Regions from separate parts of the Homo sapiens genome. Here region 1 is linked to region 2. The links are chromatin contacts, found by Hi-C in ENCODE. All regions are on one chromosome and are shown on one strand. Each heading gives the region's core, a stretch centred on a gene start or an enhancer-like site at or near the end of the contact. The rest is flanking DNA. Distances are from core to core; before and after follow the strand shown.

What was found. A loop is a pair of places that touch in the nucleus more often than their neighbours do. Pooled maps may share reads with other maps.
Region 1: a pooled map of gastrocnemius medialis shows a loop between it and region 2 (2.8-fold over the local background). The contact joins two enhancer-like sites. A Hi-C loop is called at or near these places in 2 of 168 maps with a recorded cell type or tissue (CD4-positive, alpha-beta memory T cell and naive thymus-derived CD4-positive, alpha-beta T cell) and 7 of 50 pooled maps.

The regions. Positions count from the first base shown.
Region 1 is chr5:96,815,630-96,818,329 of GRCh38, forward strand. LOC124901033 (a long non-coding RNA gene) reads left to right here. Exons shown (of 3, transcript XR_007058879.1): 3 at 1-1,229. It also overlaps a transcript of ERAP1 not described here. Among named protein-coding and RNA genes, the nearest start is that of ERAP1, 9.0 kb to the left of the region's middle. RefSeq lists an enhancer at 1,286-1,425. Within about 2 kb of position 1,447, at least 5 of the 41 ENCODE cell types and tissues checked have a DNase peak (open chromatin) inside an H3K27ac peak, as active enhancers do.
Region 2 is chr5:96,339,258-96,341,957 of GRCh38, forward strand. The region is part of intron 3 of LOC101929710 (a long non-coding RNA gene); the gene reads left to right. All of the region lies in intron 1 of LOC107986365 (a long non-coding RNA gene), which reads left to right. It also overlaps a transcript of CAST not described here. Among named protein-coding and RNA genes, the nearest start is that of PCSK1, 93 kb to the right of the region's middle. Within about 2 kb of position 1,309, at least 3 of the 41 ENCODE cell types and tissues checked have a DNase peak (open chromatin) inside an H3K27ac peak, as active enhancers do.

The sequences.
Region 1 (2,700 bases), core at 197-2,696, 480 kb after region 2:
TTGAACTCCTGACCTCAAATTATCCACCCACCTCGGCCTCCCAAAGTGCTGGGATTACAGACACACTCAGCCATTAAGGTGTTTTTAATTCTTTTTTTTCTTTACTGTTTTTGTAAGCAGTAATTTATTAACAGATGCAATAAGTAAATTGAAGCAAAAAAATACATCACAATGCTTAAGAAACTTGCTTAACAGAAAAAAGATTCCTGAGCCACACTCTGAAAAATTCTGATACTGTAAATCTTGAGAGATAAATAGACACATATATGTATGTGTGGATAGACGGATGGATGGATAGATAAATGGAAAGATAGAGATCGAGATATAGCCTAAACTTCATGGCAAGTATAAGCTACTTTTGGGAATTTAGGGGAATAAAAAATTATTTTATCACTGTTGTACTAGGAACAAAGCAGATTTTCCACACGTTAGCCAGAAAATGTAGGAGAATCAGTGAACCTCAAAGGGCCAGCACTAAAAACTGGGCAGCATCAGTATCAGTTTTGGATCCTAGAAAAACTATTGGAGATGATGCAAACAGAAGAGGGAAGAAAGGTAGACAGAGTCTGGACTCAGCTGCAGTTTGTTGATGACTATCTGAATCGTTCCCTTGCATTCTTTCTTAACGAATTATACATGTGAAAATTGCACACTTGAAAATTAAAATATGGGTATGTACTGGAGGGAAAGCACTGAGAGAGGAGTTAGGGGCTGGATAGGCAGATAGAGATGGAGGGTCTAGGGAGAAGGGACAGAAAGGAACAATGTTCACAGGAACAACTGCAGGACAGCACCTACCCCGCCTCTGCAGCTAACAGGAAGAAATGTGGTTAAGAACTTGCCCTTATGCCAGGATGTTGCTCAGCAGGGACGGTCTCAACTTAGGCACAGGTGCAACAAATCAACCTAAATGTCCTTAATTTGACCCAGCTCACTATAATGCCATTAACATAACATTAGCGTTGTGGTTTTAGGCACCTCCCACCATGGGTTTCACTTAGGCATTCAACCAGTTGGAGTCACTTTGGTCAACCTTAGGCATGCGTAGATATAGTACCCCAGGAGGGAATTTTATCCCTCCCATGTGGGCAAAACCCACAGAAGACTTCCTGGCTTCTGCCACATAAAAGACACAGAACACAGACACCTTACTGGCAACCTGCTTTCAGGACCCCTCTCTTCGCTGAGAGCTTTCCTTTTGCTTAATAAATTTTACTCTGCCCTACTCACCCTCCATGTCTGTGTGCCTATTTTGTAGTTGTGAGATAAGACCCCGGACCTCACCAAACTCCAGGGGCAAAAGCAGACTGCTACAGCACCAGAGTGGCCATTCTGCTCGTGAGTTTTGGACTATACATTCTCAGTTGGCAAAACAGAGGAACTGTATAGTAAGGAATTAATAAGTGTTCATTGTTTAGAGAGTACAAACTCTAAGCAGAAAGGAGGATTACATCAACTAGGACACTTTTGAAAGAGAAAGTAAATGGTAACCTAAAGACTTGGGGTTGGAGGGACGGGCAACCAGCATAAATCAAGTCTCCCCATGGGCAAAGCCAGGGAACACAGAAAGCCATTCCTGCTAGGCAGTCCCAGGGCACAGAGCAGGATAGAGAAGGGTGAGGAGTGGACCTATAGGGGCCAATGGAAGACCTCCAGCCTCAGCTTGTTGAACCACAGCAGGTGTTTCCTATGGGTCTAACTAACCAAGCATCAGTTAGCAACTGTGATCATCTAATTCACCTGCTCATCAAAGCAATAAATAATGCCAACCTCATTTCATGTTTTGTATCCATGCAATTATAAATAAGAAAAAGAAAAATAACACAATCAAAAAGATCAATGACATTTTAAAAACTAATTTCTATGTTGTGTCAGGGTTCAATGGCAGAGCACAGAATCACTAAGCTATTTAATCAGAAAAGGATTTATTGCAGGCTATTACATGACTTACATAATCATTGGGAAGGCTTAAAAAATACACTAGACTGAGCTTCCAGAAACAAATCGCAAAACCACAATGTAGAACTTGGCCACCAGTGAAACTGCTTCTCTTGCCATGATCCAGGAGCCATCTGCTAAATTGGGCAGCCTCTGCCACAATTGCTGGCTCCAGAACCATACCATGTGTGCCACAATCTTTCCCCACAAAATGAATAGCTCAAGAGCTGCCTGTCTCCCTACCGAACTCAATTCCAAATTCAAGTCTCCCACCAGTGCTACTGTTTGGCAGAGCCTAAAGCACATCTAGAATCTAGGAGCAAGGAGTCTGGAAAATAAAGTGTTTGCTTTCCCGACTCTGCAGTGGTGTGAGAAATTCTGAAAAGCGTTTGGAAGAGATGCTGAGTGAGCCAGTCCCAATATCTGCAATAAATATTAAACTGTACTGAGGTTGAACAAATAAAAAAGAAATAAAGCAATCATGAGGAAGCCTCAAGTAATATTGATTGTAATTAAGAACAAAAAATAATAATTGAGGTACCAATCGTAGATTTAGATTATGAAAGACACGGGGCACTTGGGAGTGAGATGAATATTTAACATTGTGACAGAAGCATATTGCCAAAAATCAAGTTATCATTTGGTATATTTGGAATGTCTCCAGGGGCTTTAAAACCCTTTTGCCTGCTCAACACACCTCCCTTTCCTCCTGTAAATGAATAATCACACTGCTCAGGCTCAGTCTGAGATGAACACAACACC
Region 2 (2,700 bases), core at 59-2,558:
GACCCCAAGAAACTTATTTAATCTTCTTGGTGCATCTATAAAAATAGAACCAAGTAGAAAAACAGTATAAAAAGCAAAACGTTTCTCACTGGGGTTTTGTGAAGGATACCAACTAGCCCTCATGAAGTATTGTGAGTTTCCTGGAAGGAAGGCCTTTTGTAAGTTCAAGTTATTGCCATTCACTAATTATTGGTCATAACATTGCACATGATAGATGGGAAATGGAAGAGTGGGAGAATTAAGTGATTAAGCTAAAATCACACAGTGAGCTGGGGGAAAACCCAAAAGTGCAAAGAGATCTAAATTTGTTTCATTGGAAGAACACAGTTATATCTGGACAAAGCCCCAGAGTTTAAGTGACAAGGACACCTAACATAAAACTTGAAGTCATAGGCATGTAGCCAAATAATACAAATATCCTTGTTAAATGCAAGTGTATCCATACCAGTTATGGATACACTTGTCCTTGGAGGAGAGCTAAGGTGAGTCCTGCTGAGGACAGGAACTCTTCTGTGTTTGATTTGCAGGTAGAGCGAGTAGTTGACCCTCTGAGCCCAAAGCTGCAGAGAACACAGTAAACCTAGTAAACTGAGTGTGGCTATCTCCCCAGGGTGGCCCTCTGAGAATCCCTCCTAGGTTCCTGAGAGAGACAGGTAGACAGGCTATAGGTGGAAAGAGACAAAGTGCCTTGAGCTCTGTGGGTTAGGATCCTATCTTCAACCCCTAGACACTTAAAAGTCTTGCCTGAACTCATGGCCTTTCAATGAGGAAAGCATCACAGAAAGACTTTATGGTAATCGGACAGGAAACAATGACTGGGCAAAATTTTTTAAGCAGTCAGTATTAAGAGAAAGAAGGAAAGCCATGTCTTTGCTATTTACCTCAAGGTTATATTTTGCAGCATCTAATGCCAACTATTAAACAAGGATACACTCTTATCTAATTTGCGCTGTTGTCTTCCCAGGATCTGGAACATTTTCTGCGGGAGTCCACCTTTATCTCTAGAAGCCTCTGGCAAACTGTTTCATTTCAGCTCAGGTCCTTTTGTAGAAAGAACTTGATGCTGAAAGCAGCTCGCCCCTTCTGCCCTCAACCCCCACTCTCCCCCTACCCTCCCCACCATGGTTAACTTGTTTTTCATCTTTGTTCTGAGTTGCTTTGGCTGATTCAATTTTTATTTCCGTTTTTAATGAGTTAGTAATTCAGTGATCTTGGCTTTGAATCTTTGGAACTGTGGGTTTTTAGTAAGGATTGAATCAGCTTGTTGGCTCCTAATAGACTCTGAAATCCAGTAATATTCGTGATGTGTTTGTTCACTCCGTTGACTGCCAGGTCCCGGTAGGAGCAATGGCCAACAGAGAAGAATCGAGGTAAATCCTCCTTTGTTGCCTAAGAGCTGTTGTTGTTTACCCCAGTTTATAACCTCTTCACACTGAAGCATCACCCTTCAAAGGAGGATGTTGCTTCCCACTTTGATTATCATTTACTTGACTTTACAAGAAACTTTCACATCTTCCAAAACAGTAAGCTGTAAGATTTGCTCCAAGCTCTACGCAGTATATACTATGACTATTTTCCATTTAGAAATTAACTTACATTACAGCTGTAAGTCTATATACTGAACTTATGATGCTCGTTACTAAATGAATGATAATGGACATGAAATAGTCTGTAATTCATAGTCAAAATCTACCATTGCTATGTTTGTCTAAGGAAGCTTCAGTGAGTATACTTCAGATGCATATGAAGTTAGAAAAACAGTTAACAGAAATAGTTCAGTAGAGAAATCCTGATCCTAGGACTAATAAAACTAGATTTTCTTAAATCCAAATGCCTGTGAGATTCTATGCAGAAGGATAATTTGTATCCAGCATGTAAATAATCATGATTCTCAGAAGGAATTATTTGCACTTTAATTGCTCTTAGTAATGGAGAGTTGTGTCTTCTTATTTGTCCCCTTGTCATTAGAAAGTATCACTTACCATACATTTAATTCAAGTTTTCATCTTAAAAAATGTTACTCTAGAAATCTTGATCACAATCTCCTTTCATTCCTGCCCACTCCCATCCCCCCACCCTCCACCCCACCCCTCCACCCTGCTTGGTTTTGGTTTGTTGTTTTGTTTTTTACAAATCAGTGTATAACTCACTAAGGCTCAAGATACTATGTTTGAAACCTGAAAGCCAGCCTGAAGGTCAAATTCGAAATAACAATTTTCTTTTTGAATTTGAAGTCTCATTAGTGTAAGTGCCAGGATAACAACCCACAGTCTTCTTAATATAGTGGTTCCCATTTACATACTGTATCCTTAAACCACCTCTATTATCCCTTTCTGGGTGTTTTTCTTTCAAATGGTGCTTGTTTTACTTAAATAAACTTTCTTTAGATTAAACTTTCAGATAATGACTTCAAGTGGAAAACCAGTATCCTCTGTCATAATAAATGATATCCAGGAAGAGAAGTAATGGTAAAAACAATAAAATATTATTGAATTCTAGCTAGGAACATGAACCTACCACGGCACTGAGCCTAAATCTTTTTCTCCTTATGTTAAGTGTTAAAGATATGTTGAATACACTAAATGGAGACTTTCTCTAGACAGTATGATGAGTACAGGGAAGTTGAAAAGAACTTTCTCACAATATGATTTCGTGGATTTAATAGCTTCTCCCAACCAAAAATTACCTTTACCTTAGAAA